5 separate regions of the Mus musculus genome follow, and regions 1, 3, 4 and 5 are each linked to region 2. Evidence: chromatin loops called from intact Hi-C (ENCODE). Cell type or tissue: gastrocnemius. All regions are shown on one strand. Region 1 has its middle 13 kb from the start of Gtsf1l. Region 2 has its middle 3.4 kb from the start of Jph2. Region 3 overlaps Tox2 (TOX high mobility group box family member 2). Region 4 overlaps Jph2 (junctophilin 2). Region 5 holds the start of Mybl2 (myeloblastosis oncogene-like 2).

What was found. Hi-C counts contacts between places; a loop is a spot of excess contacts. Peaks named below come from ENCODE experiments on the same cell type or tissue, not always from the same donor. Only the 100,000 strongest peaks of a DNase experiment are listed, where the experiment ranks them.
Region 1: it touches region 2 in a loop (19-fold over the local background); 15 of 42 quality-filtered maps call a loop at or near these places.
Region 3: it touches region 2 in a loop (14-fold over the local background); 7 of 42 quality-filtered maps call a loop at or near these places.
Region 4: it touches region 2 in a loop (7-fold over the local background); 32 of 42 quality-filtered maps call a loop at or near these places.
Region 5: a loop joins it to region 2, with 4 times the contacts of the local background. A loop is called at or near these places in 11 of 42 quality-filtered maps.

The regions. Positions count from the first base shown.
Region 1 is chr2:163,099,606-163,104,605 of GRCm38, forward strand. No RefSeq gene overlaps it. Among named protein-coding and RNA genes, the nearest start is that of Gtsf1l, 13 kb to the left of the region's middle. In gastrocnemius, a CTCF peak has its summit at 2,110 (motif pointing right); DNase peaks (open chromatin) are centred at 2,124, 2,408, 2,757, 4,674 and 1 more place.
Region 2 is chr2:163,398,832-163,403,831 of GRCm38, forward strand. No RefSeq gene overlaps it. Among named protein-coding and RNA genes, the nearest start is that of Jph2, 3.4 kb to the left of the region's middle. In gastrocnemius, no CTCF peak of the experiment used is centred here; a DNase peak (open chromatin) is centred at 2,579; H3K4me3 peaks cover 179 bases; H3K27ac peaks cover 2,270 bases.
Region 3 is chr2:163,271,312-163,276,311 of GRCm38, forward strand. It overlaps Tox2 (TOX high mobility group box family member 2), which reads left to right. Exons shown (of 9, transcript NM_001372575.1): 3 at 4,658-4,903. Among named protein-coding and RNA genes, the nearest start is that of Tox2, 71 kb to the left of the region's middle. In gastrocnemius, a CTCF peak has its summit at 2,684; DNase peaks (open chromatin) are centred at 439, 736, 970, 4,408 and 1 more place.
Region 4 is chr2:163,337,505-163,342,504 of GRCm38, forward strand. It overlaps Jph2 (junctophilin 2), which reads right to left. Exons shown (of 6, transcript NM_021566.2): 3 at 3,958-4,076; 4 at 1,729-2,468; 5 at 1,101-1,195; 6 at 1-420. The coding sequence ends at 1,115. Among named protein-coding and RNA genes, the nearest start is that of Gm35750, 16 kb to the right of the region's middle. In gastrocnemius, a CTCF peak has its summit at 2,903 (motif pointing right); DNase peaks (open chromatin) are centred at 2,220, 2,932 and 4,011; H3K4me3 peaks cover 726 bases; H3K27ac peaks cover 3,022 bases.
Region 5 is chr2:163,052,527-163,057,526 of GRCm38, forward strand. Mybl2 (myeloblastosis oncogene-like 2) reads left to right here and starts at 2,109. Exons shown (of 14, transcript NM_008652.2): 1 at 2,109-2,322. The coding sequence starts at 2,303. In gastrocnemius, no CTCF peak of the experiment used is centred here; DNase peaks (open chromatin) are centred at 2,022 and 2,740; H3K4me3 peaks cover 1,323 bases.

The DNA.
Region 1 (5,000 bases), 300 kb before region 2:
GATGTGCACACATCTGTCTGGGTAGTGCTTTCCAGACCTGTCCACATAGAGAGGACCCGTAATGTAGGTGAGATCAGAGCTGCTCTCCTCTGCCTTGCATCTTTTTCCAAGAGATGCCACCAACAGCTGCTAACATGGGCACCAACAGCTGCTAACATGGGCACAGAGAGGGGAAGATTCAGACTGCGTAGAAACAGCTTCCCCCAAAATGAAAATCCATGGGTCAGGGGAGGGGGCACCATCCGCACAGCTCTGAGGAAGCCATCATCCCGTGTAGCTGCTTTCAGGCCACCCACATTTCTATCTCTAGCCCCCTGCCTTGTTCTGTAAGTAACGTTAATAAACTCATTGGTCCCCTAGGGGAACCTTGGTGGATCTGGACCTTACTTAGGAGGAAGCAGGTAGATGTCGCCTGGCCTCGACCCAGGGTGAAAATTCTGTGCATATTCCAGTTTATAATCAGAGACTCGGTCACACAGCAGGCTTCCTAGCAGCGTCAGCTGTCAGCCAGGGGGCAGGGCCAAGCATTTCCTACTCATCTGAGTCCCTGGTGAGCTCTAAGGGCACCTCCTACCGACAATGGACTTCCTACGCTACTAACTTATTTTATTTGTCGATTGTGTGTCTATGTGGGTGTCTGTGCACTGTGAGTACAGATGCCCCTGGAGGTGCAGAAAAGAGCCTGGGGTCCTTTAGAGTTATAGGCAGCTGTGTGTCTCTGGACATAGGTCCTAGGAACCGTAATTGGGTCCTCTGCAAGACCAGCCTGTGCTCCTGACTCCTGAGCCACCTCTCTCCATGCAGGCTATTCTCTTGTCATTAAAACTCTACTCCGTACCCGGTACTAAGCTGCCTTCACTCTCCCCCTGCTTTTAAAATTGGGTGTCCACAAACCCGGGCCCTTCCCAGCTGTTTTCAAGAAGCTGCGCGTGAGGCTGGCTTCCTCTTACCTGCTCTGCCTCATGAACTTAATGTTTGTTGTTTTGCTTTTCTCCCCAGCTTTCTCTCAATGCTTGTTTTCCCTCCTGGGTTACACGCTTTGTTTATTTTCCAACTTCCTTGTTTAATGACAAAGTCCTGTAGCGATGGGGAAAGGGGTGTTGGTTTTGGTTAGTTCCCCAAGTTTCTCTGCCTGAGGTTCCAGCTCCCGCTACGCTCTGAACTGCTTATAACTGACATTCTCTTCCTTTGTTTGAGCTGAGCAATTAGGAAATACATTTCCAAGTGATTGGTTTTTGTTTACCTTGGGTGTGACATTTCTGTCTTCATTGCATTGTGGATGTTGTGGCCTGGCCAACAATGGCTTTTTAATGACCCGGGTGCTTCTGTGACCCAGAACCTATCAGTGCTCAAATCCAGGACACAGTGCTTTTTTTTTTTTCTTTTCCCAAAATGGAAATATTTATGTTTTAATTTTTAAAGTTGTTTTAAATGATTTATTTATTCAGCTTGTGGGTGCACAATGTGCCATGTAGCACATGTATGTGCGTGCATGCGCGTGGTGTGTGTGTGTGTGTGTGTGTGTGTGTGTGTGTGTGTGTGTGTATGTGTGAAGCCGCTGTGCTTCACCCACCAAGTGAGGCCTGGAGATCAAAGTCAGGATGACAGAGCTTGGTGCCGGGTACCTTTGTAGGATGAGCTGTCAAACGTCACAAGAGGCTTGTTTTTAAATGTCAATCCCGATTTTTGTCTTCAGTTATGTTCTCCGCTTCTCTGTCTTCCTCCTCTGCCATAGCACATGGAATTGGTTTTCCCAGGTACTGCCGGAACTCAGGTTGCTTTGTTGTTGTTGTTTCTGTGGTGTTGGGGCTTGAGCTGAGCACACTGTGCTTTCATGGCAAGAGGTCACCACTGAACTACCCTGCTAGCCCCTCTTGGCTCTCTTTTACAGTAGATTATTCTCACAAATACATTTAGTTGTGGCACAGAAATAGAACTGGTAGTACTCAAAAGTCTGAAGTTTGGGAACACCGATAATGAAGGAGTTATGGCAGCATCAAAGACTAAACCAGGAGCTTCGCGCTGACACGGGTACCCAGCGACCAGGAGGTCACTAGCTGGTAGGGGACCCTCGCGACTGACCTCAATTTGGGAAGCCCGCTGCTGCTACGCATCCATACACCACCAGAGGGCAGCACTTCCCCGGTCTCTACTATGGGCCGGAGATCAGCTCAATAGGGAGGAATTTATTCCTTGGGACTGAAGTCTGGGACACACTTCCCTCCAAAGTTATCTGGGCATTTGACAACTGGAGAGAGAGGGGGAAGAGGGGAGGGGGGGGGAAAGGGGGAGAGAGGGAGAGAGGGAGAAGAGATTTAAACCTACTCCATTAGTGTCTTAGAGGCTGTGGGTGGGCCGAGGTGGCAGCTTGGGGATTTGGACAGCAGACGCTTGACAATTTGGAGAGCAGTGCTCCTGGGAGAAGGGGAGGTGAGCCTAACCAGCGCCCCCCCCCCCGGGGGGGCCTGAGTTCATGGTCTCTGTGTGTGTGCATGACCAACATTAAGTGGGGTGGACAGCTGGCAGTTGGTTTTGGATAAGTACCAGATGTCTTTGTTTTAAAGCCTTTTCCTTATCTATGCATCTCATCTCTGTGTGTGTGAAACACATGGGTGTGTGTGTATGTGACTGTGTGGGTGTGGGCAGGAGAGTGAGGAGGCCAGAGGCAGAGGGCAGACGTTTTTCTCTATCCTTCTTCTCCATATCTTTGAACCCAGGTTCACCAATTTGACTAGGCTGGATGCCCAGTGAACTGCAGGGATCCTCCTGGCTGTGCCTGCGACGTGAGGCACATTCACCACCATGACTGACTCTTGCCATGGGTGGTCATGTTTGCCTGACAAGCACTTCACTGACTGAGCCCGCTAACCCCTTCTCAAGCCCAGGCTGTTGTGTGTTTAGGAGACACATCGCGACAGAGAAGGTACATTTAATATGAAGTTGCAGTTTACAGCAGCTGGCGATACTTCCTACAGGGAGCTAGGTGACTGGGAGGTTTTCACTTTAGGCAGTTGTGCTTGGCCCGAGAGCTGGTGTGTGTGTGTGTGTGTGTGTGTGTGAGAGAGAGAGAGACAGAGACAGAGACAGAGACAGAGACAGAGACAGAGACAGAGACAGAGACAGACAGAGAGAGACACAGAGAGAGACAGACAGAGAGAGACACAGAGAGAGACAGAGAAAGAGAGAGAGAGAGGAATTCACTAGGCACTCAGATTATTTCCAGCATGAATTTCTCTCCCGAGCAAAGGCCCTGAGGTAGGTGTGCGCTTCCTCTGTGCAGGAAAGGGCAAGCCGGGAGCATAGCTGGTTGGCTGGGAGAAAACGGTCAGTGGCCGGAGCTGGGTACAGGTGGGGGCTGGGCACTTCAGAGTATGGAACCGGGGCAAAACGTCTGTGTTATAAAGAGGATCTGCTGTCATGCTATGCTTGAGGCATCGTGGCGCCCAGCTCACAGAATAGAGTGAACCAGATGTGGCAGAACTGGGGGAGGGGCATCTGTGTCGGGGCACAGCTGCTTAAAGACCGAAACTGGCGATACACTGGGCAGATGCAGGACCAGCTGGGCAGATGCAGGACCAGCTGAGGAACATCCTTTTTTTTTTTTTTTTTAAAAAAAACAGGGTGAAAGTTACCGTTTAGTGTCTCTGTCTCTCACTGGAAACAGAGTGCCACTGGAGAACACATTGTTTTCTTTAACTAGGCCATGATGACTAATTATTAAACTCACATCAAAAGGTTACCCTGTGCAGACAGGCAATTAGGTGGAGAGGAGAGCTGGAACCTCGATTCATTCCGAAACCCCGGTAGATAGAACTCGTGTGTGTGGTTTCTGAGCACAATGACTGTGAACATTCTCTTCAACTCAGCTGTCACCACAGGTGTGACACAAAACAGAAAGCTTTGCATCCGTTCCCTGGAGCATCTGGGGCAGTTCGTGGCCCGGCTTGAGATCTCTGCCAGACTGTTTAGGGAGGTATCACTGCCAGGCGAATGATAGGGGCTTGGAACTGGGGAGCTGTTGCTAGGTGTGGCTTTGTCCCATAGCAACCACATCCCATCTGGCCCAGGCCTCTCTAGTTTCCTTGTTCAGTGACATTCATGAGGGCTGGGACATCTGGGTGGCACCTTCAGCTTTCTGGGCTTCAGTTGTTTGTTTTTTGTTTTTGGTCACTTTAGACTTCTCTCGGGGACAGACTCTTTCTACGGGCCATCCCTTCCTTGGACATCTGCTGACTTTAGTTCCTATAGTTCAGACCTCATTGAGAATAAACCTCCTTGTTTCCTTCCCTAAAAGAGTGGCCCAGTGGTTTGATCTGGTGATGTGTGAACCCACCGTGATCCCATATAGGAATGTACGCACACACCAGATTTAACCCTGGATTGTAGCTGGTCTGATGCCTTAGAGGGCCCTGAGGCCCTCAGCTTTGTTTCCTCTCTACGGGACTGGCAAAGGGACAGTCATTGAGTTAGTATCAGGGCCAAAGATGAAATGGAGCTTTCTAAGGGTCAAGTGTATTGCTAGACACTTGGCCAACATGGCCACATTTCCTCCTCCTCTGCCTGTATGAAGTTGTCAGTCACTCCCACCTGAGGAACAGAGAGGCTCAGGCAGTTTCCCAAGGCCACACAGTAAGCAGGGCAGAGATGGCACTGCTGCTCAAGCTGGCCTACTCCTGGCCCGTCGCCAGACTTGCACACTAACCCCCTCTTTTCGTTTAAGGCTCAGTAAGGCCGTCAACAGGCACCAAGTGGTGGGGGCCTCTTTCTGAAAAAAAAAATAAAGTTATGTATTTGTTTATGTGCACATACAAACACACGTGTGTCATGGCATGTTTGGGGAGGCCAGAGGACAGTTTTTGGGAACCCATGCCTGTCTGCTACCAGGTAGGTCCCAGGGACTGGACTTAGGTCATCAAGCTTGGCAGCAGTTGCCTTCCCCCGCTGAGCTATGTCGCTGGCCTGTCAAAGGCTTTTTCAGGAGACAGAATGGAGACTTGGCA
Region 2 (5,000 bases):
GAAATTCACCAAAGCCTTTTGCTCCTGCCACAGGAGCCGCTGAAGCCTGGCCTTATGTGCTCTTAAGGAGCTGGGGCAGAAGCAAGCTTGGGAAGGGGAATATTGCAAAAATAACGATCCTGAATATTTCTAAAATGAATCTCACTCCACCACAGCCCACAGCCTGTGTGAGGAGTGCAGAGGGGAGGAAAGTCTCCTTCCTGCTCATGGAAGTGTGTGTGTGTGTGTGTGTGTGTGTGTGTGTGTGTGTGCGTGTGTGTGTGTGTTCATAACATGGCTGGAATGGAGGAAGGTTAGAAATCACCGAAGAAAGAAAGAAAGAAAGAAAGAAAGAAAGAAAGGAAGGAAGGAAGGAAGGAAGGAAGGAAGGAAGGAAGAAAGAGACAAAGAAAGAAACAAGGAAACAAAGAAAGAAACAGGAAACAAAGAAAGAAAAGAAGAAACTAAAAGAAAAAAGCTGAGGTCCAAGGGAGCGTGAGACAGTTATCTGACTTCTACCACGTCTGTCTGACGCATTCCCAAATCCCATGATGGTTTTGGCCACTGAACGTCACTGCATTCATTTCCTTGTTTTAGAAATGGGAAGACTGTGTTCTCTGCTTTCCACTCTGCTGATAACGGTCCCTGCTAGTTGCTGCTTCTCATGATTATGTAGCCACTGACCTTACAAAGTCCTCTTGGTCCACATTTCAGTACCAGCCTCCACACCGGCCATCATCTCGGCCAGGTGGCTGGCACCCTGTCCAGGTGGACCTTCAGCCTGATCAGGCAGTTCCCCCGCTAAAAACACCTGCCCCGCCCCCACTCTTTTCCAAACTCTTTCCAGATAGGCAGTCACAGGACAAGGAAATGGACAGTCAAATAGAAAGAGAGTGATTGTCTCTGAGAGTCCGTCAATCACTACAATGCTGATCGAGGTTAGCTGCAACCCAGGAAGGGATCCGTTCACATACATTCATCCGTGTTCACTCCCAGTAGCTCCCTGTGATGGAGCCCGTGCAGAAGAAACAGCTACAATCACAAAAACACAGATTGCACAGTCCTTCCCAGATCGATGGAGTTCAGTCCTCAAGGGAGAAGACCTGGGTGACTGCATTTGCTTTGAGCATCTCTGACTTTAAAACACTGAGAATGTTATCTATTCATTTTTAAAAGATTTATTTTTTAAAAATTATGTGTACATGAGTGCAGGTGGCCTGGGAGGCCAAGTGGTGGATCCCCTAGAACTAGGAATTACAAATGATTGTGAGCCACCTGGTGTGGATGCTGGGGACTTAACTAGAGTTCTTGGCAAGAGCAGTGCTTCTACTAAGCACAGAGCTATCTCTCCAGCCCCTTATTTATTATATAACACTGAGAGAGAGAGAGAGAGAGAGAGAGAGAGAGAGAGAGAGCGCACATATATGGAGGTCAGATGACAACTTGAGGGAGTCCATTTTGTCCTTCCATCTTGTGAGTCTCGGGTCAATCTCAGGTCATCAGGCCTGGTAACAACAGCCATAAGCTGATGAGCCATCTCGCCAGGCCCATCGTGACGTTTTGAAATGGTTTCTTGATAACATTTATAGGTTTGCATACGTTTACTTTACACAAGCAGGAAGTTCGAGAGCTAGATGTATATTCAAATCCCAGTTCTGAGCTGTGCCTAGTGGTACAGCTGTAGTTACTGAGAAACTTAGAATGCTGAGATAGGGGTTCAAAACCTACTAGGCTATATAATGAATGAGTTCAAAGCCAGCCTGGGCAACTTCATGTGACCCACCTCAAAATAAAAAATGAAGAGTGTGCTTGTATGGTCTTAAGTTCAACCAGTACTGGAAGAACAAAAACAAACAAAAACACCTCCCAGCTCCACCCAGATGAGCCAGCTTACAATTTCCAACTGATTGCCAAATCTCTCTAAATCAAGGTAGGTCCGGCATCTCCAGAACTCGCCTAGGATCAACACTTGCATTAAGGATAATCACAGCCTCTTGAAGTGACCAGGGTAGAGTTACAAGAGTCTCTGTTGACAAGGTTCATACTCAGGGACTGAAGAGGTGGCTCAGTAGTTATGGACGCTTGTTGTTCTTGCAGAGGACCCAGGTTTGGTTCTTGGCACCCACAATATCTGTCACTCCAGTTCTGGGGGATCCAACCCCCTCTTCTAGCCTCTATGGGCACCAGGAAAGCACACGGTGCACAGACAGCGTCTAGGCAAAATATTCACAAGTATTAAATAAATAAGCTTCATATTTTGAAGGCATTAAACACTTAAACAATACTGGCTATTATACCACTTTCACACGACAAAATGCTTTTCAGACCATTATGATTAATAAGATAGTCACCAAAGAAACAAAATCCCTGACATTGAAGGACTCCTATGAAGGACGCCCTGAGGTTTGTCTACAGACAGACCAGATCAGTAATAAAGGAACACTTTGATCTTTCACAAACAAAATTCAGATTTCAGAATCTGGCATTGGCCTTACCGCGCAGCCAGAGCTGAGCTTTCCTGAAAACTATGGCTCTCCCCTCAACCTCCTTTGCCTCACATTTTAATCCTGTGAATTTTGAGGAGAGTATGCCCTCTTGTGGCTGTGTGTGTATTACAGCTGACTTTTCAATCCTGTGACTTTTGAGGAGAGTACGCCCTCTTGTGGCTATGTGTCTATTACAGCTGACTTCCCTTAAAACAAAGAGGTTCTTCAAAAAGTTTACTAAGCTTTTTACGAATTTAAACTGTTTTTAAAGATGTATGGCCGGGCGTGGTAGCCCACGCCTTTTAATCCCAGCACTCGGGAGGCAGAGGCAGGCGGATTTCTGAGTTCGAGGCCAGCCTGGTCTACAAAGTGAGTTCCAGGACAGCCAGGGGAACCCTGTCTCGAAAAACCAAAAAAAAAAAAAAAAGTATGGTGTTGGAAAGATGGCTCAGAGGTTCAAAGCAATTGTTGCTCTTGCAAAGAACCTAGGTTTGAGCGCTACCACCTATGTAGCTCACAACGGTCTCTGTAACTCCAGTCCCATAGGATCTGATGCCCTTAGGCACTGTACGAATGTGGTACAGACATACATACTCAGGCAAAACATTTCACACATATACTAAATCTTTGTGGGGGGAAAAATCTATCTCTTGCCAAGATTTTTGCCACAGTCTGGTTCTATATTGTCAGAGGCAATCATGCCTTTTCTCTACTTCCTTCCCAGGGAGCCCAGGATGGGGGGAACCTGCAAAAAGAAGAGGGGCACTGGACTTCTGGACTTCCGAAGGCCTGGAGAGAGAAGGCCCATTTTCCCGGGAACCCTTTTGTATCCAGACTGGGTCCACACCCCTTCCAGACTCCGTGTAAAGCAAGGATGGTCTTTGTACTAATGTGTCCACAGTGGTCCATCCAGGCCTGCCGCAGATGCGCCTCTGTCTCTCCATGTCTGCGGCCGAGACCTCCCTTGTTAAAACTGCTTTTGCAGTTGACTTTTGAGTTTTCCTCTTTGGTTAGCCCACGACCTTGCAGGCTCCTGCCCATTCCAACCACTGTACCTTGGGTGTCCTGGAACTCAATCCTGGTTTTTCTTTTTTTGTGACAAGTTGCACAATGTTGCCCAGGTAGCCCCTGAATACCTGGGCTCAAACTATTCTCCTGCCTCAGCCTCCTAAGTAGCAGACTACAGTTGACTATCACCATACCTAGAACTTACTTGACTGTGTTTGTGTGTGCACACTCACGTGTATGAGCCCACCTCTTTTGTTAATTTTTTAAGATTTATTTTATGTATGTGAATATATTATCACTGTCTTCAGACACACCAGAAGAGGGCATCAGATCTTTTTACAGATAGTTGTGAGCCACCATGTGGTTGCTGGGAATTGAACTTGGGACCTCTGCAAGAGTCTTAACCAGAGTCATCTCTCTAGCTCCTTTGTCAATTTTAAAATTACATCTATTTGTGTTTGTACAGGTGTAGAACACACTGCACACAGAGGCCAGGGGGTAGCTTTTACGAGTTGGGTCCCAAGGACTTAACTAAGGCCATTAGCCTTAGCGGCAAGCTCCTTTACCCTGAGTCATCTTGCCTGTCCTCAGACTTCTATATATTCACTGCCTAGGTATTCTCTTATGGCTTTAACAACAATCTACTTTTTCCAAAGTAAATTGTTTATTTCAAATAGGTATTTCTAGCAGTTTCAGACCCCCCCCCCAAAATGAGCAGAAAGCCCAGCATTCACACATACTCCCTTATTCCTTCTAAAATATTACTTTAGCACCATTTCTTAAAAATCCATACACTTACAGTTCCTAAGTTTGGCTCTCCTGCTGTGCCTCTCCTGACTTCCGTAATTAATGCAATGATTCACTCAACTCACATCTAACATACATTTCAGTCAGGAAACCCAAATTCCCAGTCCCCTCCCAAATCTGCGCCAGCTCTTAACTTCTCAAAAGCTGCCAGGACATCTTAATTCCTACCTTCCTCTCTTCTGCTCTACCTGCAATACTTCCAAGACATAGCTCCTGCACTGCTCGCTGTCCAGTGTTGGATCCCCACGCAGGATGCCTGTGACCCATGAAGGCTCAGGCAGGAGTGAACCTAGGCTATCCAGGGAAACTGTGTGAGACCATCGTCAAAGTTACCTCTTCATGTCTCCATCCTTCACATACCGAGCGAAATGCAACCTCACTCACTAGGAGCCAAAGCTTTTCAAACCACTCACTGATTAACCACAAATTGACCCCACCCTGAACCTCTGGCCTCACGGCTTTAGATTCTAGTGGATCTGCTGGTCAAGAGTACTTTTTAAAAAAAGGTTTATTATATATAAGTACACTGTAGCTGTCTTCAGACACACCAGAAGAGGGCATCAGATCTCATTACAGATTGTCGTGAGCCCCCATGTGGTTGCTAGGATTTGAACTCAGGACCTCTGGAAGAGCAGCCAGTGCTCTTAACCTCTGAGCCATCTTTCCAACCACCAAGGGTACTCTCCCTTAACTGTCCACACTGCTCCCATTGACTCCTTC
Region 3 (5,000 bases), 130 kb before region 2:
AATCTGTGGGTTCCACTCTCAACACTACATAAACAGGGTGTAGTGGTGCACACCTGTAATCCCAACACATTGAGAGGTAGAGGCAGGAGGATGAGAAATCCAAAGGCACCCTCGGCTATGTGGTAAAGTCAAGGCTACATGAGACCCTTACCATATAAAACAAAATATAAAAGGAAATAAAAATAATAAAATAAGATTCATAATGCTAGACTTTAAGATCCCTCCTCCCAGAGATTCCAAGGGGAGTCAGCTCTCCTCCAACTCTATAGTTAGTCCCAAATCATTAGAATGGGCCCACACTCTTCCCTTCTTTGATCTGGGACATGAAAGATACCACTGACAGCCTTTCTGTGTGTTCCAGAGCTCTTAGGCCTCATAGCCACCTTGCTGCTGCTCTCTGGATATTCATGAGGCCCCACAGTGAGGAGCAGGTTGTCATGTTGAGCAGCAGATCTCTTGCACAGCAGGGTCTGGAATAGGGTCTTCACGAGGTGACCTAGTGAGGGGGAATGCTGGCTTCAGACTCATGAAGCCTAACCCAGAGACTCCAGGTTCCAACACTTCTTTCAAGCTCTGAACTCCACCCTCCCTGACTGAAAGACAGAGGTGGTAGATGTGTCTTTTCAGAATAGACGTGTTTAAAAGGAGAGTGTAGGGAAACGCCGGAAGCTGAGAGAGGCACACGGTGGGGACTCTGTGTAAATCAGCCCCAGGCCAAGCTGGCTTGTGCTCAATGTTTGGGATCTGACTACCCCCCCCCAAAAGGCAAGTGTGTGTTTGCATGCTTATTTTTAAGTGTGCTAATTGCTTCTTTAGAGGAATTGTCATAATCATGTTATTTCAATATTTTGATACAACACATGCTGATTTTTCTAAAAGGCTTCTGGTCGGTTGGGTAAGTTCCAGAGCCTTGAGGTTTGGGTTTGGATTAAAAAGGATGGAGTTCTGTGGTCATTTGGCATTCCCTGGCATCCTTCCCAGTGTCAGAACCAGTTCTGAATGCTGGAGGACAGGGAGGGAGGGATGGAGGGAGGGAGGGAGCATTCAATAGCATGAGACACAGGTTCTAGGGGATGGTTGTCTTCTGGGAGGGGCAGATATGGGAACACCTGCGTGAGACTTGAACCTAGAGCCTGGAGCAGTCCTTATGGTGAGCTCAGCCTTGTATTGTAACGGAGTTCTTTCTAGGTGTCAATCACTGCTCTAGGTACTGGGAACAAAGGGACTTAACTGGAGTCTTCATGGGGCCTGGGGCATTGGGGGAGGGGTATACAAGCTGAAGGTAAAAATGAGCCACAAACATTAGGTACTGAGCACTATGGGAGACTTGTGAAAGTGCCACTTTCCAAAGGTGGACTGGACAGTTGAGACGGTGACTCTGAACAGAAAGGCAGGCCAGGGGACTTTGCACTCTGGAGTAATGTGATGTCCATGGTTGCTTCCACCTAAAGACACTTGCCCCTTCAGCTCATCTTGGTGGTAAGGCTGAAGACAGACAGTGACCCACAGTGCATGGAGCGGTTTGTGTGGCACATGGGTTAAGGGATCCAGCAATGGAGATGCTGAGTCAGCGAGCTGCTAGTACCCGTTCTGTGTCTTTGGAGAGGACCCTTAATGTGGAATTCCACCAAGAGCAGCAAGGGTAGCAGCCCTGAGCCAGCAATGGCTGGGCCGTGTGAGGACTTACGGGGTCATGTTTGAGACTAAGGTCTTGAACCCAGAGGCAGTGGGATGTGTGCCTGAAGGATCTAAACCAGCTTAGTTGCACATCCATGGAGTATTAATAACAATGGAAAAGATACTGAGCCAGCCTAGATGGTGGATATGGGAAAAACAGTAAAATAGATACACAGCAAGAGTTTTACTCACCCATGAACAGTGACGTCATTTGCAGAGAAAAGATTGGAAGTCGAGAGTTAAATATCCAGACTCAGCTAGATATCATCTGTTTTCACGCATATATGAAATTTATATTTTAAATATATATTATATATATAATATGCATGTATATGTTACATGAAAGTAGAAGGGGCTAAGCTATGGAAGCAAAGGAATCGGTAACACACAATGATACACCTCTGAAAGTGTCATAACAAAACCTATGATTTTTTTTTGCACTAACTAAAACTTTAGCCATAATGACAAAGCCAGGGAGCTGCATGTGAAGTGGGAGTAGCTCCGTGAGATGATGCTCTTTAGAGATCATCTGCCTACAGGAGGGAGTAGAGGGATAAGAGAGGGCTGTGGGGGACCAGGAGGAGGCTGTCATTGTCCATGGTGGGGAGGTGGGAATGGACTGGGCAGATTTTAGAAGTATTTTGGAGTAGTTCTCATGGAATGGAGAGGTGAGTGGAGGGGAGGGGCAGGTTTGCGGATAGAGGGTGATATCATCAGAGGAAACAGGTGCAAGGTAGAGGAAGGGAACGTTGGGTATTGAGATGTCCAGCTGCGGTGCTCAGGGAAGCAGCAAGAATGGAGGATGGATGTGACACCCAGGGGGCTTTGAACACGAGGTTTGTTGAGGTCATCTGAAAGGGAGTGTAAGAGGGAAAGAGAAGAGAGCTCAGGGCTGACCAGGACAACTCCAACATAAGAAGAAAGCCAAGGGAAGATAGCAGGTAGACGTGGGCCACCTTTTCCAGGTTTCCAGACATCTTACCCAGCTGTGTGGTGACTCCACAATAGCCCTGCAGAGGGGGCCAATGAGCGCAAGGCGATGTTGGAGTCTATGGCAGTAAAAGGCAATTTTCACTCTTTCCCAGGCCATCATAAGGTCCTTAAACAGTGTCTGAGGAACATGAGGTACATGCTACACGTCCCTGCGCTGACACAGCCCGACTCAAACCTCCCTATACTCATGGCTTCATCCACCAGTCCTTGAGAAGCGGGCACTGTTATAGACATGCAGGGAAGGGATGTTTAGTTGTCATGCTGGGTTCACAGAGCAATACAGAACGATAAGCCATGTCTTTCCTCCATCCACCCTTGCTCTGGGGAAAGAGCCCGGGACCATACAAGTGCTGAGCAAGAACTCTGCCACCAAGCCATGTCCCCAGTCCCACGTGCTACTGTGGCTCAGGCCTTTCTTTCCCTCTCTGCACACACATGTTGATGAAGGTTTTCTCTATCCACAAATACCTTTGGGGTCCTTCATCACTTCTGGGATATCCTCAACCTTTACCTCTGCCCCATTAACACAGAATCCATGACATCCGCCTATCCTTTGCGTCTGTGGTGGATCCTGGGTAGTTTCTTCAGCTCTGTCTTCCCGTTTACATAGCTGTCTTCTGTTGACTCTCATCTCCAGAGTATAGGGATGGAGGACTAACTCCCCAGGCTGATAACAAAGCCAGGTATAGGCAGGAGCAGACAGGGAGACTGAAGCTAATCCCACACTAGAATCCGGTGTGACAGTCCTAACCAACCAAGTCCAACACTGCCCGAAGTGAAAGACAGAGCAGAACCAAGCAGGGTTTGTTCTAGGGATGCAGGGTGTTCAATAAGCCTGTAATCCTAGCACTCAGGGGGGCTGAGACAGGAGGATTGCTGAGAGTCCGGGGCTACAGAGTCAACCCGTTCTCAATAGGAAGGGAAGGATGGGGGAGTGGACTAAAGAGGGAGAAGATAAGTCTGTTATCACCCAGACTGGGTGAACTCGAGAAGGGCATCGGAGTCCTTCAGTAGATTCGGGGGGAATAGTTTGATGCAATTAAAATTTACAATAATCTGAGCCACCAAGATGTCTCAGGGGTTAAAAACTCTTGCCACCAAGCCTGATGGCCTGAGTTCAATACCCAGAGCCCACACAGGGGACAGACTCCCACAAGTTGTCTTCTGACCTCTATGTGTGCACTGGGGCACACGTGTACACACACAAACGTGTACACACACCGGCACACATGCAAACACACACACACACACAAATGTAATTAGCAATTTAAAACTCATGTACGGTTTTTAAAAATTTACTCACCCTGACTATTGTGGAGTTCCCCGCCCTGCCCCGCCCACTGAAGCATAATCGGGCATGTGCCACAAAGCCAGGGCTTATCAAGGTCTGTGGTAAAACTTGGGACAAGGAGAAAGGCAGATTTAGTGCTATGTCTACTAGCTTGTCCTGGGGTCACTGGCCAGCCCACATGGGTGGGCAAATAACCCAGTAAGACTGGAGGTGGCCTCTTAGCTGCTAATCTGCTTCACTCACACTCACCAAGGAAAGGACCAAGAGAAGTCCTGGCTACCCAGGATGCCTAAGGGGAAAACTCTGGCTGCCCGGAGCTCCAGTCTCTAGCTCTTCTGCTCATCTTGCTCATTCGTTCTCCTTGGACCAGGCCCCCCCCCCACCTCTGTAAAGTGGGTGGCCAAGGGAGCTCTCAGGTGGCTCTCAAGTGGCTGTGGGCCAGGTGTGCTGGAAATCGGGAAAAGATGCAGGGAAGCACCTTTCAGGAGTCCAGGCTCTTGTCTGCAGAGCCTCTGTGGGAGAAAGATTCACTGAGGAGCTGAGCAGGCATCTAAGTCAGCTCACTAGGCTTTCATTGGGGCTATCTCGTTGCCAAGGGGTTAGCATTTTTTCCCATGGTTGCTGTTGGGGATGCTATTGAATACTTTCTGTGGTTTTGAGACACTGACCCCACCCCTACCCCTCTGTTGTTTTCAGACCTATAACAGCCAGGGCGAGAGTAACGAAGACTATGAGATTCCTCCTATAACGCCTCCCAATCTCCCTGAGCCATCCCTCCTGCACCTGGGGGATCACGAAGCCGGCTACCACTCGCTGTGTCACGGCCTTGCGCCCAACGGTCTGCTCCCTGCCTACTCGTACCAAGCAATGGATCTCCCTGCCATCATGGTGTCCAACATGCTGGCCCAGGACGGCCATCTGCTGTCAGGCCAGCTGCCCACGGTGAGTCTGTTTCCTGCATGAGCCCCATGGCTCCAGAAGGGAAGGGCTTGAGAGGAGATAGTGCCAGGCTGAGCCGAGGAGCCCTGATCATGTGCAG
Region 4 (5,000 bases), 61 kb before region 2:
ACTTGTGAACCTCTCATCCTCCTGGGTGGCCTCAAGCCATCAGCCGGAGGACTAGATTGGGGGCGGGGTAGGGGGAAGAGGGAGAGATCTGTATTAATATCTTGCTTTCCTGATATCTCTCAAAACACACAAAAGCCCAGGGAAGGGTGGCAGGGTGAGGTGGGACAGGGCTGAGAACAGGTGCAGGAGCAAACGGGGCTCAGGGGACCAGGGCTATTCCCTCAGGGCATCCTTTGTACCTCGGGGGTACATTCTCTTCCTCTGGCACTCCGGCACCCAGCATGGGCTCTCTGGAGGCCTCCTTAAATGTCCATGGAGTGGATGTGAGCAAGGTTTTAGGTCCGAAGTCCCATCTTCCTGGGACACCTGCTTGGCACTGCAGAAAGACAGGTCCTGCCATCCTCAGTGGAACTCCTGGCACTGGATGGAGACAACACCAGTCATCAGAAGACGTCCAAGGCTGAGCCACAAGAAGGGCAGGGCTCAAGCCCCTGCTCTGCCTCCCTCCTGTTCCCTGCTGGCCCTCCCATCCTGTCCCTTCCCTGCTGTCTTCTTGGGCACTTGGATTCTTTGGACCCTCAAAGTCCTAAGTGCCTGAAGAAAAGCCCCTCAGGTGCCCAGTAACTTGAAGAACCCCCAGAACTCAGCATCAGACCCTGTGAGGCTAACGCTGCCAGAGACAGAACAAGGACTTCCCCACTCCTGGGCCTGCCTAGAAACTGCTATGCCACACTAAGCCAGGATCAAAGCAGGAGGTCTCTTGAGGAACCTCCTCAGGAGGCAAGATGCAGTGTGGCCAAGCTCCAGACTCAAGTTGTAAGGTTTGTCCCAGCAGCAGGAACATCCTCACACCAGCGAGGGCTACTGTCCTTTAGCCTGAGCCCAAATTCTACCCTAGAAAGGAAACAGAGCCAACTAAGGGCATGTGGAGGGACAGGAAACTGAAGGTGGTGGCGGTTCAACTGGGAGAGATGGGGTTGAGTATTTGGGATGCAAGGAGTATCACACCTGTACACTAGGGGGTGGGCTTTACCTAGCAGCCCAGTACCAAGTACCAAGCCCCACCACCCTGGTTTCCAGGCTGCATCCTCTGGCCATACCTGGTAGATGAGGGTCAAGTCAGGAGGTGAACAAATAGGATAGCCAGGCCGATGTTCAGCAAGATCACCATACAGATGAGGACGGTGTTGGGTACCTGAAGGCATGGAGAAAGTCCGCCTGAGTCCCCACGACCTCTAGACAACCCCAGACCCCCAACAAGATTACAAAGCTGGGCAAAGAAGCCAGGGCTTATGGAAGTTTCTTCCTAAAAACATCCCTGGTTTGTCCACAGTTGGACCCTGCACCCAGGAGAGCAGAAAGAATTCTTGAAACTAATTAACCCAATCTTCCATCTGGAACTGCATCATTCACTTTAAAAGCTAGCTTTTGCTCTTTGCTGCTGAGTTTGGTTCCTGGACCCCATTAGAGGCTGGGGGCTCAAGCTCTGTTGGAATCTTCCTCCACTCTATCCCACCCCAGCCCCCAAACCTCCTGAACCTCCTGAGGTGGCTGGTGAGCTAGCCTATGCCACAGATTTCGCAGGCGCAGTCTACAGCTCAGGCTCGCAGTTTGCCCTTGTCCTGTTCTGCCTCCAGTCCCACAAGTTACCCCCAACTTCACGTGCGCACACAATCCCCGCCCGGAGCTGCCAGGACCTCAAAGACTCGCCTCTGCCCGCAGCCTCACCTCCTCCACCTCCACCTCGGCCTCCTTCGCCTGCGCCACTTCCTTACGGCCCTTCTTCTTGGCACCGGCCTTGCTCAGTCCTCGGGCCTCTGTCTTGCGCGCCTTGGCCTTGGGCTCTGCTTTGGGGACGATGGGCTTGGGCTCCAGAGTGGCTTGCTTGGCAGGCACCGGGCTTCGCGGCGCAGGGGGCTCCTCCTCCGGGACGGTGGCGGAGACGGGGGACGGGGGCGCCGAGTCGGATCGCCGGACCTCGGGCTCGGGCTCCGGCTCGGGCTCCTGCTCATCCTCCAAGGGCGGAGGCTCGGGTGGCCCGGTGCGCACGGCGTAGCTATGGTAGCCGCGGTACATTGCTACCTCGGGCTCCTGCGAGGGCGCGGGCGGCGGCTGCAGCGCCTCGATGGCCATGTGCTCCGAGGCGGGGCGCGCGGGGCTGCGACGACCGGCGCCATCCGACGGCGTGGCGGGCCGGCTGCCCTCTCCGCCGGGCTCCCCGTTCCAGGAGCCTGGACTCAGCAGGCCGTCCTTTGACGCTCCGGGCCGGGGCCTCTTGGGTTGCGGGGGCGTCCCGGCCGGAGACGGGGGTCCGCCCTCGGGCTGCGGGGTCTCGCGCTCATGCAGCTGCGGGCTTTCCCGGGGCCGCTCCGGGAGGCCGGTGCCCAGACCCCGCTCTGGGGGCTCCAGCAAGCTCTCAGAGTTCTCCAGGATCTCCTGGAGCAGCCGACGCTTCTGATACTCCGGACCTGCCGGGGACAACAGAGAGGTAGGCTTCGAACCCACAGCCTGCCGGGCCGTCCTGGGCCAGCAGGGTAGCCTCTATGAGCTACGTTCATTTATTCGGCTGTCACTCACTGCACGGAGGATCAGACTGGTGGAGCAGACAGTTTTAATAACTCTGTGAGGTAGGTGAGATTGTGAATTCTGTTGCACAGAGGAAAAGGAGACCCAGGGAGGTAAAATAATTTGTCCAACACCACACAGCAAAGGGCCAAGATAATGTGCTTAGCTGGTCTCTTTCCATCCTTATGTAAGAAAAAAAAATGGGCTTAATCACACTGTTGGAAGGTGGAGTTTTTGTTTTGTTTTGTGTTTTGGGGTTTTTGTTTATTTTTGCAAAAGCCACTACTGCAATAGTCACCCAACGCAGGCTAGAGTCCTGCGTCCTTCGACCAGCAGGGGGCACACTGTGACCAGAAGACTCACCTGCTGCATCACAGATGGGCCACTTGGATAATGAGCTGCAGCCAGAATGGTGTTTCCAAAGCACTTAGCATGTCGCTCACTTAAAATCCCTCGGACGCCAATCTCTACGCTCAGTAGCCAGCTCAGCTCTGCCAAGCACAGTCTGTGTCGCAGCCCCTAGTCTCTTTACTCAATTCACCCCCTGCTGCCTGTTGTACCATCTAGCTTCCTGAATGCCACGCTATTCCATTCCCGTGCCTTTGAATCTGCAGCCCCCTCTTCTTGATCCATCTGCCCGAGCACCCAGCACTTGCGGTGCAGTAGTTCTCAGAGGGTCGTTCCAGATGCTCTGTCATATGCCCCGTACCTCACTGGGTGTGTCATTCACGGGTTCCACTGGGACCCATTGAACCAGAAAATCAAGAAGAACCAACATTCATCCCCTGTGTGAGATGCAGTCGCCAAGAGACATGGCCACTGCAAGCTAACTGCAGCCGTTACGTGCTCATAGTTCATGCCCCCAAAGTGGGCACTATTCTTGACCCCATATCACAACCTTACACAACATCCCAAAGCTGGGGAGTAGCAGGTAGGGATTTAAACATGTGAGTCCGTGCTACCCAGTGCAAAGCTGCCTGTGTGACTCCTGATGCTGGGTCCCAGCTATATGTCATAAGAGCCCAGCACTGTGCCTGACACATAGGCATGAATTCTCCTCAAACTTTTGAAAGTTGCAGAGAGCCCTTTGACCTTCTCATGCACCACAGACCTGCCCCTCATCACAGCATCACCAGCTCCCCCTCCCATCTGCCTTACCTAGAGTAGAGACAAACTGGGGTAGGTTCTGCTTATAGCTGGGAACCTCAGCTTTCTCGCCAGTCTTGCATAGAGGCAGAGATGTGTGCCCCCTAATATCTCATCTCCTGTTTACATCCCACTCACAGGTTCCAAAAACGCACAGGCATTCAGAGTTCCACGTGAGCATCTCCACCTTGCAGCAAATGAAGCAAATGGGTCTGCCCTGCCCATCCCATCCTTGCCTGGCCCTACCTGGCTGGTAGAAGTCTGGAGCCAGCTCCTTGGCCAATGTACGGGCGATGTTGGACTCCTGGTTGGCAGCCAGGGCAGCCTGTTCTGCTGCCTCTGCCTTGGCTTTGGCATGGCTTGTCCTAGGGAGACAATATAGTGGGAGGTTTAGAATCTAGCCCTCTGCCCATCCTCCCTAAGACACAGCAAGTCACTCTGAACAGAGATTCTCACTTGGGATGTCAATGAGTATTACAGCCCTCTGTCCCAGACTATTGGGCATTCTCTAGCACAGTTGTCCAGTCTCTGGGAATGCACAGACTACATTCCTCCAGCCTCCCTTTCAGCTTGGTATGATCAGATGGACTGCATCCTTCCCAGTGCATTCTGGGAAGACCTGAAGCATTTTATTTCTGGGCCTGATCAATAAAGCCCATTTGCCGGTTGCGTTTTAATACAGACAATATTGTCACACCAGCACAGTGTGTTTTAGCCTCTTTCATTGCATAGTTTCTCTCTCCATCTTTGGCCAACCAATGAAGCCTGTGGACTCCTTTTCCAGACAATGTTTTATTTGTTTTGAGGCAGGGTCTCATTATATAGCCCTGAGAAGCTTGGAGTTTGTTTTGTAAGCCAGGCTGACCTTGAACCCCCAGAGATCTGTCTGCCTCTGCCTCTCAAGTGCTGGAAGCAAAGTCATGCACACCATCACATCTGACAGAGCATTTTTTAAAATTACACAAAGTAAGAGACAGGCACGATGACTCAGCAGGTAAAAGCGCTGGCCGAGCGAGCCTGAAGGCTAGAGTTGAACCTTGTGAACCCGAGAAAAGGTGGAAAGCGAAAGTCGGTGCCACAAGATTGTCCTGTGGCCTCCATGGACACACCATAAACACACATCGATAATAAGATCAATAAGGTTTCAAAATGCACGAAGTGTATAGAGCTGTGAAGAGCTGCAGCTGAATTGACACTTAAGAAAATATTTCAAAGAGCAAATCCATGTGGCTGGAGCGATGGCTCAGGGGCTAAAAGCACATAACGGATTCTTCTAGGGGACCCACGTA
Region 5 (5,000 bases), 350 kb before region 2:
GCTCACAAGGAGATTGGTAATCTGAGGGAGTGTGTGTGCAGCCTGCGGAGCAGCTTCTTGGACTTCAGAGGGCAAGTGTGAAGACAGGTAAAGGCAGAATATAATCATAGGACCAGCAGAAAGGCTACAGGGGTTGAGTAAGGCATGTAGGGTGGCCTAGGTCTACCCTCAGCAACAAAAGCCACCTAACAGTGATATAATACTTATATGTGCCTTATACATATTCATGTACTTGTATTGCTTAGAGTTAAAGGTTTGTACACAGTACCCCAAAATAAAGTGTAGGAGAAAATAATCTCCCACTTCTCCAACATGCTTTGACCTGGTTATTCTGCAGGGACTATAGACAAGGAAATAACTTTGCAAGGCAGTCCTTTTGTAAAAGAAATTTACATTTGTAAAGGAAATCTGCGTTAGCCTGCATTCTGTACTAGGAACCGGCTGATGCCTATATCTTTCTTTTAACTGGGAGACTTTTATCTGCATGACAAGACCACCTGTTTGCCACATAATTCCTTTCCTTATCCCTAGTTAGCTTGTGTCACCACCATTCCTACAGAAGTCCTTGGACCTCATTCCTTTTTGTACCCCAGGAAGCTTCAAACGTCTGAGCCTTTGTATGATGTCATTATTTTACAGGACTCCAATGGATATGCAAGTAATTAAACCTGAGTTTCCTCCCGTTAATCTATTTCCTATCCATTTAATTTGCAAACAAGCCAAAGATGCTAGGAGGAAAGCCATTTGCCCTTTCCTTACCCCTTTCCTTACTATAAACTCTAGAACTACAGTTTGGGGAAGTCAGTGCCTCAGTTTCTCCATCTGCTATCGGGTAATACAAGCATATAACTCATTGGGTTGTTATGAAGATCAAAGGTTTCTATGAACTGTTTTTGTAGGTGAGGAAGCAGGCATGGAGAAGTTTGATAATTTGAGATAATGGAACTAGGGAAAGGTAGGCTGGGAATCACCCCCGAGGAGATCTCACTGTAAAGCACACTAGCCGTGAAGAGCAGCGATCCACATGAACTCCTTTGAAGGGAGAGGGGTGGGGGGAAGCCTTGAATTAAGCCAGGTGAAAACTTGTAGCTTTCAAGTCTTCATCCTTCTGTAGTAAATGAAGTTTTCGGAGTTGTACTGTCTAAAAGGGGCCAGCAGTTTTTGGAAAGAGATCTGAGGCCTGAGCCTAAAGGGCATTTGGCTGGGGTTCTTCCAGGCTCCTATCCTTTCAGGGAGTCCCAGTAAGATGACACTCAGTTTTTAGGTAGTAAATGACAACCTGAAAGAGACAACCCTTGCCATCAGAAATTGAACGTAAGCCAACAAGCCTTCCCCCTGGGCTTAATACATTTCCTAGGAAAGGCTGCTGGGATCCCAGAATGCTCACAGTTCAGCAGAGGAAATGCGCACAAATGCAAGCAGATGGGCAGGAGACCCCAGTCGGGGAAGATGTGGGGAGTTCCTGGTCCAAATACGGCCCAAGCAAAAGCTGCAAGACTTAATTTCGCCTCTCTGTGTCTTGGCGTGGTGATCTGGAAGGCCGTTACTAAATGGAGTTACAAAGATTTAACCCGGACAGAAGAGAGGTTTAAGTTTGGTGAGAGAAATGTTGGGATTTTGAGCTGGGTCTCTCTGAGGCAGCTGAAGAAGCAAGAGGCTTGCAAAGGAAAAGATACAAACCCAGTCAAAGGGAGCATGGGGGCTCTAGGGATAGTGGCTTGGACCGTCCCAAGCAGTGACAATTTGGGCGGGAAGTTTCTCCTATTCAGTTCTTCCAGTCTTTGCTATGTGTGTGGCTCGGGGTCTATCTAAGATTCACACAGAGCCAGGCCTCGCGCCTCATTGAATCCCTAAGGTAGGTGTATCTGGACACAGTAGATTGCCAACTAACAGAGCATCTGCCCGCTTGCACATTCGGTTTCTGCCCTCCGGTAAACCACTCCCCTCTTCCCCATGCTTGGGCTCCGCCCCTACAGTAGGCCCCTCCTAGGGTTCTGGCGCGCGGGCTCCGCCCCTCGTGTCTTGTACGCTTCGCCCCTTCCGTATGCTCCGCCCCTGCGCTCGCGCGCCAGGGCCGGGCGGCGCCGACGCACTTGGCGGGAGATAGGAAAGTGGTTCTGTGCGCTCCCTAGGCAGCTGCAGTTCCTGGGAACGTGCGACCAGACCTGCAGACACGCTGACGCCTGAGAGCACCGCCTGGGGCCCGGAGCGGCTCGAGCAGCCTGAGTCCTGACCCCGGCCCGGCTCCCGCTCCGGGCTCGGCCGGCGGGCGTAAGGGTGCGGCGGGGTCCGGGCCGGGGGGATGTCTCGGCGGACGCGCTGGTGAGAGGCTGCGGGCGCGCTGGGGTCCTCTCCCTTCTCCTTGGGTCGGCAAGCGTGAGATGGGGATCCCCGGGAGAAATGCACCCTGCGCCGCCCGATGCAGGGGCGCGCGCCACGTTAAGAGGCTATCGGGACCCCCTCGCTCGGTTCCTGGGCCTCCTGGGCCCGGGAGTCTGAAAGCGCGGGTTCCCCCTCTAGACCGGGTCCCAGCCCTGGGTGAGGTCCATCATCTCCCGCCTAATTGCAGGGTGGGGAAGGAAGGCTGTCGCTCGCGGTGTCAGCTGGAGGCCCATTACTGGGTAGGGAGAATGTCTCCCCTTGTCGCAGCGAGTGGAAGGCAGAAGCCTGGGAGACACTTGTCGATCAAGAGTGGCTCGAATTTGCTGGCGTTCCTTTCTTGTTAGCATTCCGGGAAGCACAAAGCCCCTGGGCCCTCCGCGGGATGCGAGACGGGGAATTCGTTGTCTCATGGGGTTTCGGCGGCCGGTTCGGTTTGGTTTCAGAAGCCTTCTTCCTGTCCCACGCTAGTTTTGGGCAGTTGGGGATGAGTAAAGACTATTGGTGTGCAACGAGACTGCTCTGCTAGCAGCCTCTGAGCCAAAGGCAGGAACTGGGTTTCCCTCTTAGTTCCCTAGAGGTTAGGTGGCTGGGTCAAGTCTGGACTTTTGGGACACCTGTGTATCTGGGGCCTAATCGCGGGGCTTTCCAGCCTTTCTAAGGCGTGGGATAATTGGGTTCTGCTGTGTTCCTTCTGGGTCTTTCCAATTCAGAACGCCTTTCCACCGTCTTCAGATGGCCGAACCTGGCCTAGGATGAAGATAAGGCACAGAGATGCCTGCTTGCTTACTTGCAGAGTTCTTCGTGGCTGGGTTGGGTATTGGTTTGGTCTGTGGGTGCTGATCAGGGTGGCTTCCCATGCCCCGGTGTCTAGGACAGTTCAGTGCCCAGGAAGGGCATCTGGAAGTACTAATCCCAGAGCCCCGGGCTTATCTGAGGGTCTCTTTTGTGAAGTGTGGACTCTGTGCCCCTGCATCCTCACGAGCCTTTCTCTGCCACATGGTGTGACTCCCTGTACCCCAGTGGCCCACTTCCCTCTTGGCCTCTGACTCACCTTTCCCTGGAGCATAGCCCAGAACGTACAAGGGCAAGAGAAAGGGTATGTGTATATACAAAAGTGTGACTTTTCTTTAAACAGCACACTGGCCTCTGCTTTTCATGCTACGGTTCCTAGGGAGGTTAGGGTGTAAAAATGTGGAGCTTGGTGTGACATAATCGTTGTCGGCCTCACTTTTCCCGTCTGTTAAATGGAGCCCTTGAGAATGCGCAAGAAGGTGTGTGACTGATGGATACTCCCATCTGTTTAATAGTGTGACCATGCCGGGTAGCAGCAACACATGTCTTTAATCACAGCACTCAGGCAGGTGAATCTCTTCAGTATACAGGACAGCATGGTTTGCAGAGTGAGTTCCAGGGCAGCCAAGGCAACATAGAGATACCTATCTCAAAGGACCCCCGCCCTCCAAATACTGTCACTATTACACAGCACTGAGGCTTCAGGCTCTCTTACACAGAGCCTTTTCCCTAGGACACCGGCTGAGCTTCTAATAGAATCTGGGCCTCGTGCTGGGTTTTGGAGAAGCAAACTCAACTGATAATGTTTAGTAGATTTTGCCTCCTGCTTTACAATGGTAGGTGGGGCGTGCATTGGGTCAGCACTGACAATACAAATCTGCTTTCTGGATTCTGTGACGCGTATTGCTAGGCTTAGGAACTTCTTTTCGTTTTCGTCGGGATTTTTTTTTAGAATTGTTTCGTAGGCAGCATCTTTGCAAGTATCCATTCATTCACAAATCCACTCCTTCCCTGGGCAAATATTTCTTTAGGCCTTTTCTGTGCCAAATTCCAGGATGTGAAGTTGGAGCTGACCTTTGTGGGTGAAGTCAAGAGCAGAGGTTGGGGCTGAGGGCTGGACCTGGCTTTCCAGAGTGCTTGTATGTGTGTAGGAGTGACAGGGAGGGAGGCTGTGCTGAGTGTGAGGGAAGACAGGGAGGGCTGTGCAGACACCAACGCTGCACACTTGTGGGCACAAAGTGTGGCTCGTCTTGCTCGTTTGGAAATCTCTACTCTTCCCAGTTACATATGACTGACTAACCTTTCGTATTTGCTCGAGGTGACCGAGTGCAGGTCCCGGGGAAGGATTAACCAAGTTCTGTGAAAAACTGGTTGTTTGCCTTTCTCCCTTAGTTATGTATCTGTGGGTGGTTTTGTGCACTTGCGTGTAGGTGCCCACAGAGGCCAGAGTGGCTGGACCCTTCTGGAGCTGGGAGGTTGTGGGAAGGGTGCTGGAGGCTGAATTTAGGTCCTCATCAAGGGCAGTATGTTCCTTAGTGGAGCCAGCTCTCCAGTCCCTAACTAGCATTCATAGTGTGATCTCCTTCCTCAAACCATCAAACTAGGCAATAGGATTTTGATAGCAGGTAAAATATTCCATGTTAGCCAGGTGATAGTGGTGCGTGCCTTTAAACCCAGCAGGGAGGCAGAGACAGGCCGATCTCTGAGTCTACGATTGAGTTCCAGGATAGCTACGGCTACACAGAGAAACTTTGTCTTGAAAAACAAACAAAAACAACGAAAACTTCCATGTTAGTTTTTTTTTTTTTTAAAGCCTCCAGACATCA